Regions from separate parts of the Homo sapiens genome. Here regions 2 and 3 are each linked to region 1. Evidence: chromatin contacts called from ENCODE Hi-C or POLR2A ChIA-PET data. All regions are on one chromosome and are shown on one strand. The core of a region is the stretch at or near the end of the contact, and the rest is flanking DNA. Distances in the headings are between cores, read along the strand shown.

Region 1 (4,869 bases), core at 861-3,360:
TCAAATAATTACCCTACCACAATGATATAGAAATGATAGAACTTCTGTAACTGAGTAAAGTAAGAGTATCATATTTAAAAATTTAAATTGATAGAGCAAAGTATCACCTGAGTTCTAATAATACTGCCTGCTCAGCTATCTTAATGTACTTAACTTAAATAATTTTAATACATTATATACTTAAGATGGCCATGATATAGTACAAAAATGAATAATAATTTGCCTGTATCTTATAAAAATGTGAGCTACTAAAGTAACCATGTCAAATTCTAATGTTGACAAACAAGAGGTGTATGTATCATCGTTCACATTAATAGCCTAATACTCCATAGACTCCTTTACCAAAACACAGTAATGAGGGAAAAAAGTCGACCAATTACAAAAAAGAAGATGCAGACTATGTAAGTCATCTACCTCACAGTTTAAGCAGATCTCTCTTTAAGGAGAGCTCTATCATTATTTCCTTCTTATAATCCTGGCTACAGTCTCCTTTCAATAGTAGCATCTGAAGTTGTCATATCAAGTGCCAACCATTGATGAAAAGGCAGCTAATATGGTTATTTTTTAAAAAAGCATTTCTCAGTCGGGCGAGGTGGCTCACTCCTGTAATCCCAGCACTTTGGGAGGCCGAGGCGGGCGGATCGCGAGGTCAGGAGTTCAAGACCAGCCTAGTCAACATAGTGAAACCCCGTCTCTACTAAAAATACAAAAAATTAGCAGGGCGTGGTGGCGGGCGCCTATAATCCCAGCTACTCAGGAGGCTGAGGCAGGAGAATCGCTTGAACCCGGGAGGCGGAGGTTGCAGTAAGCGGAGATCGCGCCACTGCACTCCAGCCTGGACAACAGTGGAAGACTCCGTCTCAGAAAAACAAAACAAAACAAAAAAACAAAAAAACCATTTCTCAAACCAAAATTGCAGTTTTTTTGTAGCATAAATTTTGCTGTGATGCCTCCATGATATGCTACAAGGGGATCAAAGAGCTACTACTATATAGTTCTGCCTTGTCTTCTTTCTTACCAGTAGGACAGAGTACAAGAGCTCACAAATTATTTAATTTATGCTGAGAGCTAACAGCGTCCTGAATGCTAGAAGACAAAAAGCATGCAGGGCCTTTCCAACTCTGCACACAGGGACTTGGCATAGGTGAGGCACTATACTTCCAGAAAATGGGGCTCCTGCAATTTAAAAGGCCTCCTGCTGGGACCTTCCGGGTTAGGCCACTCCAAATACTAAATATGGAGGCCAATTATAGCATACAAGTTTTCCTTTCTACCATTCCCAAGACAGTTGTCAAGATTCCTTATGTTCTGCTTTCTTCACACTCTACAAAGAAATTCTAGAAGTGACCCTTCTGCGGATATGTACTCACTTCTAAGTCTAGAAAAAGGCAGAGGAGCGATACGGGAGTAGGGGATCGAGGGTCGGTTGTGGGGTGGGGGTGGGGGTGGGGGGAAGCGCAATTTACATATGCATCTGTTCCCCACCCTGCAGGGCACGTAGACTCTTAACGTGGGCGGCTCTTCTAGTCTCTCCATAAACGCCAGCGTGCACACACTCGAACACGAGGTCGGGTCGGGCGCGGAGACTCGCGGTGTTCGGCACCTACAGCCTAGCTCGATCAAAGGGGCCTCACCTGTCTCCAGCCCCAGCCCGGCAGGCCGGGCCCGACTCCTTTTCCTCCAGTTGTCCAGCAAAGGAGGGAGGAGGGAAGCTTGAAGGGTGGGGGGAGATGGTACCTGGAGATTTTACACTTTTTGAGGCCTCCGTCTTCCGCTACTGCTGCTGCCACCCCAGGGGATTTTCTCTTCTTCTTCACCGGCATCTTCCGCCCTCCCCGGCAGGGTGGGCAGGGGAGCCGGGGAAGGGGGTCCCTGTCCGCTGGAAGCCCCTCAGCGCTGGCACCCAGTTCCCAGAGACAGCAGCAAGCGGAGGAGCAGAGTCGCCAGCCCGCACCGGCGCGGCCCAGCCCGGCCGCCGCCCGCTCCCAGGTATCCTCGTCGTCTTTCTCTGACCGGGACAGGGCTGGCTCCTCGCCGGTGGACACTGCGGTTCGTTCTCACCGGGAGGAGATAACGCGGACAGCGCGGCAGCTCCACCAGTCACAGCAAGCAAGAGGCTCAGCCTAACCCGGAGGCGAATCGCTGAGGCCCGGAAGTGACGCAATCGCGGAGCCGGTCCCGGGAAGGGGCGTGGTTCCGGTTAGCCTCTGCCACTCGTAGGTAGGCCAGGCAGAGCGAAGCTGTCTGACCCGTCGACTGCGGCAGTCCGCGGAATTCTTGTATCCTGTCCAGGGTATCCTGACCTTTCTCATGAAGCTTCTACCGCGCTCTGATGCTGGCAGTCACCGCCAAAAAGTGAAACTACTAATACTTTGCAGTTGACGTTAAAAACAACCTGGTAAAGTAGACCAAGTTCCACTTCTGAGCTCTTCCACACGATAACCTCACCTGAAGTGTTCCCACCCCGTAAATGCATTGTCACCCTGTGTCTTGCGTGTTTTTTTTATGGGCCTGTGATCAGCCACCCACTCCCCCTTCTCCCTACCTTTGCATATCACTTTGTCCTGTATTGAAACTTAGCTCTGCCATTATTTCCACAGAGCTCACCTCTCCGATAAGAGACAGTAGGTGACTGCGACTCAGTAGAGAGAAATTTGGGGGACAGTTCTAAGGAACCTCCCCCTAGACCCAAAACACACTGTAATCTATTCATCTCCACTTAGGTGGAAATACTGTTTTTAAATAATGGTTATTGTATGTAAAGACATAGTAGAAAGTCGTTAGTAATTCTGTTGGTAAAATAATCTCTGCAAACCAACTGTGATGGGAGAAGACTAAAAGTCTTTGAGTAATAGTTGAAGTGGTTCCTGTGAAACTACCCTCACAATGGCACCCTAATCTGGTCAATCCGAATATCATATTTCCTTAGTGTTATTAATTGGTTCAGGATGGACACATACTCAGGCCAGGCCAATGAGTGCCAATGACACAAAATTGAACCACCAGAAAGCAATTTTATTTCCTATGGATTTGAACCAGAGAAGGTATGGAGAATGAAGCCAAAACTCAGAAGAGACTAGTATCAAGCAGAAAAATAGAAAAACCAGGATGTGATTATATGATATGAGCCCAAAATCCATGATATGCCCTGGAATTTTCACTTATGTGAAGCAACAAATTTCACTATTTTGCATATTTAGTTCAATTCTCTGTTACTTAAAACCAAAAGAATGTCAAAGTATATGATCCTTCAACCCATTTAAAAATGCCTGAGGCCAAAATCAAAACAGAATCAGATAAAGTCTCTAAATAGAACTACCATCTACAAAAAGTACAGGACAGAGGAACATGTTAAATACCCAATGCAATCAGCAATATCTAGACGTCAGAAAAGTCTACAGGACAATGACCCAAATTCTGCAACAAATTATTAGGACGAGAGGAGAGAGAAGGAAATTAAAAGACTTAAAGGATATGTCAATCATTTTCAGTATGCAGTTCTTATTTGAATTTGACTCACACAAACAGTTTAAACAATATGATAACATCTCTGTGGCAATTGGAGATGTTAATGCTGGCTGGATATTTGATGAAATTCTAGAACATGTAAAACTTACTTATAGCAATGGCATATCAGTGACACTTGGGGACAGGGATGGAGTAAGCCGGGGAAGACTGACTGCAAAGAAACACAAGGGAACTTTTTGGGTAATGAACATATTCTATGTCTTGATTGAAGTAATAGTATATATACTTGTCAAAATTCATTGAATTGTACACTTAAAAATTGATATTTTTATGCATATTCTTCCTAAATAAAATTTATATAAAATGTGCAAAACAAAACACAAAATAAATGATAATGACAAAACTATTAGAGATAGCCAAACTTATTTCTTCAACTGGTGAGCTGCAAAAGCTAAACAGCCCCTTTTCCCAAGGAGGACCAAAGAAATGGAATAAAACCTAAAGGATAGAAAGAAAGATCTCAGAGGATGATGTTAAAGGGGTGTCCTTCCACAGAGTAGAATCAGGGCCTGATCAAAGAGTAGGGAATTTCATAATGCCTGTCTTGCAGGCTACCAGCATTGCTATAGACCAAAGACCACTGCACATCTCATCTTCTGTTCTTTTTTAAATAGGAATTTTTTTATTGTGATAATTGTGTCCCTTCTTCACCATTATTTATTGGGCGAGAGTGGGAAGTAGATTATTGCTTCTTAGTTCATAGGCCATTGGACCATAAGGAATCACTTTCGAACTAAGGAAGACCCCACTATACCTGGAAATCCTGGACATTGAGCTGAATGCAGTAACTGGATAGGAGCTTACTCACACCCATAGAATACTCTGAGAAAAAGACAAAAGGCTGGATCTATGTGTGGTATTCATTTAGTCTATCTATTCAAAAAATATTTAATCATCACTTCAACCAGGAGCTTTACTGGGCTTAAGAATATAAAAGGCAGACATGACTCCTGCAATCATGGAGCTGCCAGTCTGGAGGGAGAAATACAGTCATGCACCACGTAATGACATTTTGGTCAAGATGTGCATATGCGATGATAGTCCCTTAAGATTATAATACTGTATTTTTACTGTGCCTTTTCTATGTTGAGGTATGTTGAGATACACAAATACAATTGTGTTAAAATTGCCTACAGTATTCAGTACAGTACCATGCTGTACAGGTTTGTAGCCTAGGATCTATAGGCTGTACCGTATAGCCTAGATGTGTAGTAAGCTATATCATCCAGGTTTGTATAAGTACACTCTGTGATGTTCACACAATGATGAAACTGCCTAATGACACATTTCTCAGAATGTATTCCTGTCAATAAGCAATATATGACTCTATGTATGCTATCT
Region 2 (4,869 bases), core at 1,354-3,853, 4.9 Mb after region 1:
GTTAAAGAATATATGTAGTATACCATCATTTGTGGGGAGAGAAAAAATAATACATACATGAATGCTTATACATGCACAGAATGTCCTAGGCATTCACAAGAAACATAACTGTTGTCTATGAGAAGAAAGAATGGATGCCTGGGGGACTGTGGAGGAAGGCAGGCCTATTTTTTAAAAATTTTCCCCGAATATTTAATTATGAAAAATTTTAAACATATAGATGAGTTGGTTTTACACAGGGAACCCTAGCATAGCCACCACCTAGACTCTACCATTAACATTTTACTATACTTGCCATATATATATATATATATATATATATATATACATACTTTTTTTTTTTTTTTGAGACAGAGTTTCACTCTTGTTGTCCAGGCTGAAGTGCAGTGGCGCAATCTTGGCTCACTGCAACCTCTGCCTCCTGGGTTCAAGCTATTCTCCTGCCTCAGCCCCCTGAGTAGGTGGGATTATAGGTGCCCGCCACCACTCCCGGCTAATTTTTTGTATTTTTAGTAGAGACAAGGTTTCACCATGTTGGCCAGGCTGGTCTTGAACCCTTGATCTCAGGTGATCCACCTGCCTCGGCCTCCCAAAGTGCAGGGATTACAGGCGTGAGCCACCACGCCAGGCCCGCTTTATCAGTGTTTCTACCCAACCATCAGTTCATCTTATTTTTTGATACATTTCCAAGTAAATTATAAATATAGATTCACTTACTCCTAAATTCTTCAGTATGGGTAGCATTAAACTTCAAATTTTGTTAACTATTTTCTCTTTGAATTAAATGCACATTTTTTAAAAATTTTATTATTTTTTATAGCGATAGCTACTTTGCACAGGCTGGTCTCGAACCCCTGGGCTCAAGTGATCTGCCTGCCTTCGCCTCCCAAAGTGCTGGGCTTACAGGATTGCACCACTGTGCTTGGCTGAAATGCATAAATCTTAAGGGTATACTGGCTGAGTTTTGACAAGTGCATACACCTGAATAACTGAAGTCCCTACCACAATATAGAACATTACATCACCCCAGAAAGTCGAAGGAAGACTACTTTTGATTGTATTATTTTTAGCACCTTCTGAATTTTGTATTATGTGCCTGCGCTATTTTTAAGAAATAAATATTTAAGCATTTTAAATATTTAAACATTTTTATAACAGTGGGCCGATTCTAAATTGGATGAGAAAGAGTGAAAACAGGAGATGGCAGATAACAGGTGGGGTCAATGGAATGGAGAACTTATTGAAGTCAGAGTTGTAGCAGTGGTGTTTCCAGAACAAGTGAGTTAGGAAAATTGGAATGCTTCGGTTGACAGTAGGACGCTGAAATCAAGCTCTCAAAAGTTGTCTTAAGGTTCAGTTAAGCATAAGCAAAGGGTGGCTTGGGTAGATGGAGATTAGGATACTAGTTTCCTTTCCCTTCCTACGCTCTCAAGTGCACACTGTATTTTTTTGTTTGTAGTTTTTTTTTGTTTTTTTTGTTTTTTTTTTGAGACAAGAGTCTCGCTCTGTCGTCCAGGCTGGAGTGCAATAGCGCGATCTCGGCTCACTGCAATCTCCACCTTCAGGGTTCAAGCGATTCTCCTGCTTCAGCCTCCCGAGTAGCTGGGATTACAGGTGCCCGCCACCATGCCCGGCTAATTTGTGTATTTTTAGTAGAGACAGGGGTTCACCATGTTGGCCAGGCTGGTCGCGGACTCCTGACCGCAGGTGTCTCGGCCTCCCAAAGTGCCGATTATAGGCGTGAGCCACGGGGCCCTATAGGGATTATAGGCGTGAGCCACTGCGCCCGGCCTCTTTGCAATATTTATCACAACTCCCACTAAGTAATATTTGACTTGTGTAGCCATCCTTAACATTTGGCTACCTTATTAGGCCATAAACTCCAAACGAGCAGGGGTCTTCTCTTTTATTTAATCCTGTATTTCCTGTGCCTAGTATATACAAGTGCTCAAACAAGTATTAACTACTTGATTGGATTCTTTAAGTAGGCCCATCCCTCTTCTCTTAGTCCAGAGCTCTTACTTATTTCTACGCATTATGGCCGTATGAAGGCTGTTTGTAAACCTGCAAAATACAATACCAGGTATCCTGCAGGTTCCACATGTAAATTATATTATCTCATTGGCCAGTGGTGTGTGGTCTGAAGGGGTAAAACCCGGAGGCTTATGGTTTAGGATCTTCTAGGATAATGTGCCTTCAGAAAATCGAAGATTAATATTCATTCTCTAAACAATCTTTTTTTTTTTTTTTCAAACTTTTTTGTAATGACGAGGGTGTTGAACTGGCCTCAAGTGATCCTCCCCCTTCGGCCTCCCAAAGCACTGAACAATATTTTATCTAAGTGCCAAGCATTCCTGAATAGAAATATTAAGAGTCATCACGCTTGTGCAGTCAACACATATTTACTGGGCGCATTCTATGCACGAGTTATTGAAGACAGCTGTTGTAAGCATTTCAGGACAATGCACCTCCCTTAACACCGAGTCCGGGATTTGGGGCGGGGTGCCGGAAAACGCCAGGTCCCGCCAGCAGAGGGCACGGTCCCGGCCTCGCTGCAGCCTCGGGACCCACCGAGGCTTCCAGGCTCCCACGCTCGCTCCCGAGCGCGTCCCCGCCCTCGCGTCACGTGACGTGGCCGCGGAACCTGAGCTGCGGGGCCTAAGCCGAGCTAAATTCGTTGCAGGTGGCCGCGGCGGGTGCAACCACAAAGGCTAATCCGAAGGAGTCGGGGAGGCTCGTGGAGTCGATGCTTCCTCTTCCAAGTCAGGTCGGCTCCCGTTACCTTCTCAGCATTCGCCGTTCCGGTCTTCCTGAGCGCGTGCATGAGGTCTTTCGCGTGGGGAAGCTCCGGTGACCATGTAGGGGAGAAGAGTGAGGAAGCTCCTGGTGCTTGGGACGAGGTCAGCGCTGTCGGCGCGCTGCTCCAGCGCCCACCACACCCTGGTGCGGGCCGACGGGCCCTGGGCCCTGGTGGGAGCTCCGGCCTCCGGTCAAGGCCTGGCCGGGAGCGCCACGAATTCTCGCGTCGTCTCGCGAGAGTCCAAGTTAAAGAACATGGCGACGTCTAATCTGTTAAAGGTAAGACCCTCACTCCAGCTTGGGTTTTACTGTGTGGCCGCCGGGTTCGGCTCTTTGGGAAAGGCACGGCTCAGGTTCAGCTGCGAAGTGTGGGAGTGTTCAGGGGTTGTCCACTGGCAGGGAAGCCGCGGTGGCAGCCGGCGAGTACCGGAACGCGGGTCTGTGGCCTTGGGGTCGACAGGCTCTGGTGGTCGCTCCCGCCGACTGGCCGCTGGGAGAAAAGCCTGGCTGAGCGCTGGCGAGGAGCGATGCTTTCAAGGGACCAGCTCTGGCCGGGAGCGGGAGATGAATGGTCGTGCGGTGTCCTGACCAGCTGGGCCGTTAGTACTGTTAGGTCTCAGTTTCTTGTAAAGCAATGTCTAAGACGCATCAAAGGAAAAACCAAGAAAATGCTGCCTAACAGGTTTCAGTGACTCGACCCCCCACTTCTTCCATTTCTGTTCTCGTTCTGTCTGCACGAAATTCCGAGTCAGACCAGCAGTGCCTCCCACTCCACCCCCCTTCCTCCCTTTTCTGCGTGTTACACCTTCCCTCCTAATTCTCCCATTCTTGAGTTCATCTTTTTCCTTAGGAAACTGCTTTCTAACCCCCACCCAGTTACAGGACACAACCAGATGACAACTGATGAAGCGATACCATCGTTTTAGGGCGCAGGAAAGTTACCTTGTCAAAGACAGTATTTAAAGTTAGTTTTATATAGCAAGGGAGATCTAGGCCCACAGGGGCAGATTCTCCACCAGTTAAAAAGTTTGGAGAAGAATGAGGAAGACTTAGAACTAGTCTGTTCTGTGTATGTGTCTGTAGTAGTTAATCATTTGCCTTAAAAGTACGGACAGAAATGGGGGTAGTGAATAGCTCAGGGAACATAATATTAATGGCAAAAACCGCAGTCACTTTTGCACCAGCCTAATACAAAGGATGAACCACTTCTTCCTGAGGCCTCTCATGCCTTCAGGCAATGTGGATGAATACTAGAAAATAATAGAAAATATACAGGAACCTAACCATCATGTCTTCTTTAGACCACTGATATTTGATTGTCTAATAGATGGGACTGTCTCATAAAATGAAGAACAAATTTTACTAAGAGGCAGTACTGTATATCACCTTTTAAAAGGGAGAGGGGCCCTAGAATTAGACTCCCTGAATAGCCACCACTTAAAAGCTGTATGACTTTGGGCAAGTTTCCTTATGAGTAGGACAGCATTATCAGTAGCGCCTGTATCATAGGAACATTGTGAAGATTAAATTAGTTAATATATCTATAATGCTTAAAACAGTGCCTGGCACTTAATTAGTATAATACAATAAATTACTATAACTACTCCCCCTCTTTCTTTAAGAAAACTAATTCGGGGAATTGAGTAACCCATCCCACTCTGCTTTTCTCTTTTATAATGGTATAGCAAATTTCTCATGCTTTACTTCAGAAAGAAAATTTGTGGGCTGGGCACAGTGGCTCACTCCTGTAATCTCAGCTCTTTGAGAGGCCAAGGTGGGAGGATTGTTTTAGATACATTAATTTAATCTTCACAGTGTTCCTACAATATAGGTGCTATTGATAATTCTGAGTTAGAGGTTATAGTTAACTATGATCACGCCACTGCTCTGTGAGACTCTAAATGAAAAAAGAAAAGGAAAGAAAATTTGTTTTATTTCTGAAGACTCCTATTAATGCATCTGTGTGTTTACATAAACAGTATGCTATTAATTGAAACGTGTTTAAGAAGTAATTTTGTCCGTGATTCTGGAAAATTTTGACTTGTTGATTACCTGGATATAAAGCAAGGT
Region 3 (4,869 bases), core at 1,059-3,558, 4.5 Mb after region 1:
ATGAGTTGGTTATATAGCTCTGTGTTCCAGTTTCTTTATCTAGGAATAGGGATAAAAATAATAGTGCCTATCCCATAGCTTTCTTAGAATTAAATTTATTTATTATTATTTATTTATTACTGTTGATTTTCAGAAGCAGCAGATCAAAATGGCTTAACAAAACAAAGAATATCTGAGGCCCTTCAAAGGAGCTATTTTAGAGCCATTCCATTTCAAGATCTTCATCTGTGGAACAGCAACTTTGCAGTATGTCATGGAGAACAAGGGATGACTGCACTACAGAATTTTTAATATTTCACATGAGCAAACACTGCAAAGAAGGAATGAGAAAGAAACGATGCTAAATATATCTTTTTAAAATGTCTGCCACTAAGAGTCCAGCACCAGCAGGTGGAGCCTCATAACCACATTTTTGTCATCCCTTTCCTTTTTCTCTCCCTCAGTCATGCAATATTATTGCACGTGAAGAAAGACACTAAATGGCCTTTGAGGCTCAGTTTTCCACCATTCCAGTGGCTAGGCAATGTGCTGGCCCAACATATCTGAGTCATCTCAACAAGGATAGGCTGATACCAGCTGCTGAGGTCTGGAGGTGCCCCCTTCTGACAAAGCCACTTCCCTGGCCAGAGTTTCCACTAATGCACAGATACTTGGATGCTCCCTGTGACATTACTGGAGTGAAGTCACTATTAACTATGATACTAGCCATGCTGAGTCCGGTTCAGCCAGCTCCAGCCTAAGCGTACTCTCTGTGGGATAATGAAAGTTTGGAGATTATGCATGCTCTGCTACTTGCTTGTTAGTGAGTTTAAAGCCAATATATCCTACTAGATATTGCCCTACGTGGTAATAGTAGTATGTACATCATGCCCTCCTTGAATAATAGAGAGCCTATTATGAAACAAGCAGTATAGACAAATGTTCCTATACTTATATGTTTAAAAAAATGCAAAAACCATGATTACTTTTGCACAACCTAATAATTAATAGCAAAGATTAGAAAGAATCTAACTTCCTATCAAACGAGGCCCAATTTTAACGTACGGCACTGGTATACAGAGTTTACATATAAATCTTTAGGACACACAAGAAATTGGTGATATGGGTTGCCTCCAGGGAAGGAAAATGGATCGATGAGTAAAGGAATGAAAGGGAGCTTTCTTCTTTCATGACTTTTGAAGTTAGTAGCTATTTAAACTGCATCATCTATTTAAAAAGAAAATAAAGATTTAAAATTTTTAGAAAAAAATTCACCCCATCACTTGTCACGGCACCCCGTTTTAACTCTTTGAATAACACTTACTACATATTTTCTTACACTCTCATTAATTTGTTTATTCTGTCTTTCCCCATAACTGAATAAAGAACACTCACTCCATGAAGTAGAGATTTTGTCTCTATTGTTCACCCTGTAGCACCCAGCACTTAAACAGGATTTAGCACCTAGCAGCCACTCAATAACCATTTGTCGAATAAACCTAAATCGACTTTGCTGTCTTACCTCCTAAACCTCCCCTCCTCCAGAATTCTGAGTTTGGTGGCCTTCTTCAACGTTTTCATTAACACCTAGCATGGACCTCTATCTCTAGAGTTCTCACATGGTATTATAATTGCCTGTTTGTGTTGGGCTTCGGCCAGAAAACTGTCATCTATTTAAGGGCACAGACTTGGTGCCTGACATACAACTGACAATAAATATTCAATGAAATCTATCAAAATAACAGGCTGACGCTACCAGAGGTCCAGGAGTCGCAGGGATTGCTCAAATAAGAGCACAGGAAGACTCAGCTGCGCAAGGGATCAGATCATCAGCACTGCCTTTGCATCGATGCAATCAGACCGATTGTCACCGGTCAGAAAAGCCCCAGAAGCGCCACACTAACACGCCCCATGTTGCAACCGTCCTCTCCAACCCCAAAGAAAACAGAAGATTGACACAGGCACCACGTGAGCGCCCGAACCAAACACAAACACATGCACCCTAAACACTGAGAGAACCACCCAACGCAGACACCCTACTGCCCACACTGCACCAAGGGCGCCTCTGGGATCCATCCCCTTTCCCTAGGTTCTCAGCCCTAGCTGGCAAGGCGGATAGAGAAGACCGGAAGAGGCTGAAAAGAGGAAGCGGTGATTTGCTGCCCGTATGCCCGCCAGTAAGAAGTGCCACACACCTCCGCTTCGGCTCAGGCCGGATTCTCACCATGCGTGTGCCTTCTTCTTTGCCAGCCTCTCCACTCTAGCACCAGAACACCGCAGCGGATACTTGCACGCCATCTCCCCTGGGCGCGGCCATGTTGGAGAAAACTGCACTACATTTCCCATGAGCCCGCGGGACAACGAACAGCGCTCCCACAGTCCTCTTCGCCTCCCAGAGCCCGGGAGTGACCCTTTTTCGACCAAGTGTCTTTGTAAAGTGCTGTCTGTTACACTGAAAATTCAGTTGTCTTTTTGGGGGGAGTAGTAATAATTGGTAGTGCAGCTATATTTTTATCTGTTGCTCTCCAAATGGACAAGGTCAAACAGGTTTGGGCCCTTTGGTCTTTCAGCAATGTCCCCTGGCACCTTCTATTCTTCGTGCATATTTCCTCCTGAATCTTATTAGAGGTGAGAAAGGAAAATAAATCTTGGTGCCACAAAATCACTAAGCTAAAGGGAAAAGTCAAGCTAGGAACTGCTTGGGCAAACCTGCCTCCCATTCTATTCAAAGTCATCCCTCTGAGTCATCCCTCTGCTCACTGAGATAAATGCATATCTGATTGCCTCCTTTGGAAAGGCTCATCAGAAACTCAAAAGAATGCAACCATTTGTCTCTCAGCTGTAATACGTGCGACCTGGAAGCCCCCTCCTCACTTTGAGTTGGCCCGCCTCTGCTTCAATTTGTCCCTCCTTTCTGGACGGAACCAATGTTCATCTTACATATATTGATTGATGCCTCATGTCTCCCTAAAATGTATAAAACCAAGCTGTGCCCCGACCACCCTGGACACATATCATCAGGACCTCCTGAGGCTGTGTCACGGGCGGGCGTCCTTAACTTTGGCAAAATAAATTTCCTAAATTGTCTGAGACCTGTCTCAGATATTCAGGGTTCACAGAGATATGGGAGAGGATCCTGGGGTCTGAAAGATGGCATTGCATGGGCGGGAGGGAAGGAAGTGAATATGCATGAATGTGCCAGGGGAATGGTGAGTACCACAGAGTAATAGAAAGATGTGTGGAAGAATGGTGAAGGAAGCAAGACAGAATTCTGTAGGCCTGCAGAGTGGGAGTTGCAGGGAGGAAGGTTAGAGAAATGAAATGATATGACCAGAGCTTCTTGTGGCAAGTGGGAGGAGAGACTAGAAGATGACTGATGAAGTGAAAAGTAACGAAATATTAACAAGCCCAGTAGTGGCAGAGGGAAAGAAAAAAGAGCTGGTAACAGATCATAAGTAAAAGACAAAGGAGAGGGTGATGATTAGCAGTTGTTCCTGCTCTGTTATTTGTTATATAAATGTACCATAATCCTTCTACCTGCATTGGTTTATGAGCTATGTGAGTGCAGGGAGGGAAAGGTGTAGGGGAAGAGGAATCACCTTCCCATGTTGTTGATACAATGGCCCCTATCTGCAGTGCACCACAGTGGACTAACAATAAAATAGCTGGCTGACCAGGAAAAGTGGCAGTGAAAAAAGAGTGCTGTTGAGTGGCGGAATGATTTGTGTGGAGAATAGGTTACAAACATGAAAGAACAGAAGAGGCAGATAGGCAAGCATTGCAATAGTCTAGGAAAGAAAGGGTGAGACCAAAACTTAATAGTAAAAATGAGGAGGCAAGTGCAAGCTGGAGAGGTCAAATCCACCAGACATTGCAAGCTACATGAGTATAAGAGGACACACAGGAAATCTCCCCATTGCAATTCTGCTTCTGCACTACTGGATGCTTTCAAAAACACATCCCCATAGAGCTTTCTGCAATGATGGAAATATTTTATAGTTTGAGCTGTCCAACATAATAGACACTAGTTAACGTGTGGCTTATGAGCATTTCAAATGTGGCTAGTATGACTAAGGAAATGAATTTTGAATGTTTAAATTTTAGTTTCAATTAAACTTAAGTAGCCACAAGTGGCCGGTGTCTACCAAACTGGATAACAGTGTAAAATATCCTCTTATCTCTTACTGATCAAATTCAATTACTTCATCTCAGTATTTGTCCTGCTTTAAGGTGCTGAAGCTTTTAAAACTTTTTTTCTGCACCTCTCTTTTAATTCTCTTTATACGATCTGATCACTTACTTTCAGAATTTTCCACTAGTTTCTCTCACTCTGTCCGTAATTAAATATAGGCAATCCCTCAGATTTTGAGTTTGACTCTTTTCTGTTATTCTAGTCTCTTCCTGTCTGCCCTCCCCAGAGTTATAAAGAGATTTGTGAATCATTCCCTAATCTTTATCTTCAGCCCTGGCTTCTATTAAAAGAAAAACTTTAGCCAAATTAAATTTAAAGGAGTTTAATTGAGCAATGAACTTTTGATTCGTAAATCGGGCAGCCCCCAGAATCACAGCAGATTTGGAGAGACTCCAGCACAGCCATGTGGTGGAGGATTTGTAGACAAAAAAAAAAAAAGGAAATGATGTACAGAAATCAGAAGTGAGGTGCAGAAACAGCTGTTATTGGTTACAGGTTGGTGTTTGCCTTATTTGAACACTGTTCAAACAATTGGCTACATTTGATTGGCCAAAACTCAGCGATTGGCACAGGTGTGGGCTATGGTTGGTTTACTCCTCCACTTGTTCACGATGTACAGAAAAACCTTTAGGCTGAACTTAAATATGTAAGGAGGCAGCTTTAGGCTAAACTTGATTAACACTTCCCTTTAGAAACCA

Evidence for each region. Hi-C counts contacts between places; a loop is a spot of excess contacts on that map. ChIA-PET counts read pairs that join two places held with the same protein, here RNA polymerase II (POLR2A). Pooled maps may share reads with other maps.
Region 2: a pooled map shows a loop between it and region 1 (6-fold over the local background). The contact joins the promoter of CUL5 here to the promoter of DCUN1D5 in region 1. A Hi-C loop is called at or near these places in 2 of 168 maps with a recorded cell type or tissue (CD8-positive, alpha-beta T cell and naive thymus-derived CD4-positive, alpha-beta T cell) and 8 of 50 pooled maps. POLR2A ChIA-PET finds 5 or more read pairs at or near these places in 1 of 52 experiments (activated CD4-positive, alpha-beta T cell).
Region 3: a pooled map shows a loop between it and region 1 (9-fold over the local background). The contact joins the promoter of ALKBH8 here to the promoter of DCUN1D5 in region 1. A Hi-C loop is called at or near these places in 7 of 50 pooled maps.

Annotation. Positions count from the first base shown.
Region 1 is chr11:103,090,050-103,094,918 of GRCh38, forward strand. DCUN1D5 (defective in cullin neddylation 1 domain containing 5) reads right to left here and starts at 2,111. Exons shown (of 8, transcript NM_032299.4): 1 at 1,738-2,111. The coding sequence starts at 1,823. RefSeq lists enhancers at 1,231-1,848, 1,849-2,466, 2,396-2,445, 2,516-2,565 and a silencer at 1,411-1,705.
Region 2 is chr11:108,006,295-108,011,163 of GRCh38, forward strand. CUL5 (cullin 5) reads left to right here and starts at 2,604. Exons shown (of 19, transcript NM_003478.6): 1 at 2,604-3,078. The coding sequence starts at 3,055. RefSeq lists enhancers at 2,729-2,828, 2,929-3,118.
Region 3 is chr11:107,563,427-107,568,295 of GRCh38, forward strand. ALKBH8 (alkB homolog 8, tRNA methyltransferase) reads right to left here and starts at 2,309. Exons shown (of 12, transcript NM_138775.3): 1 at 2,175-2,309. RefSeq lists enhancers at 1,660-2,178, 1,982-2,471, 2,179-2,695, 2,542-2,601, 4,530-4,609.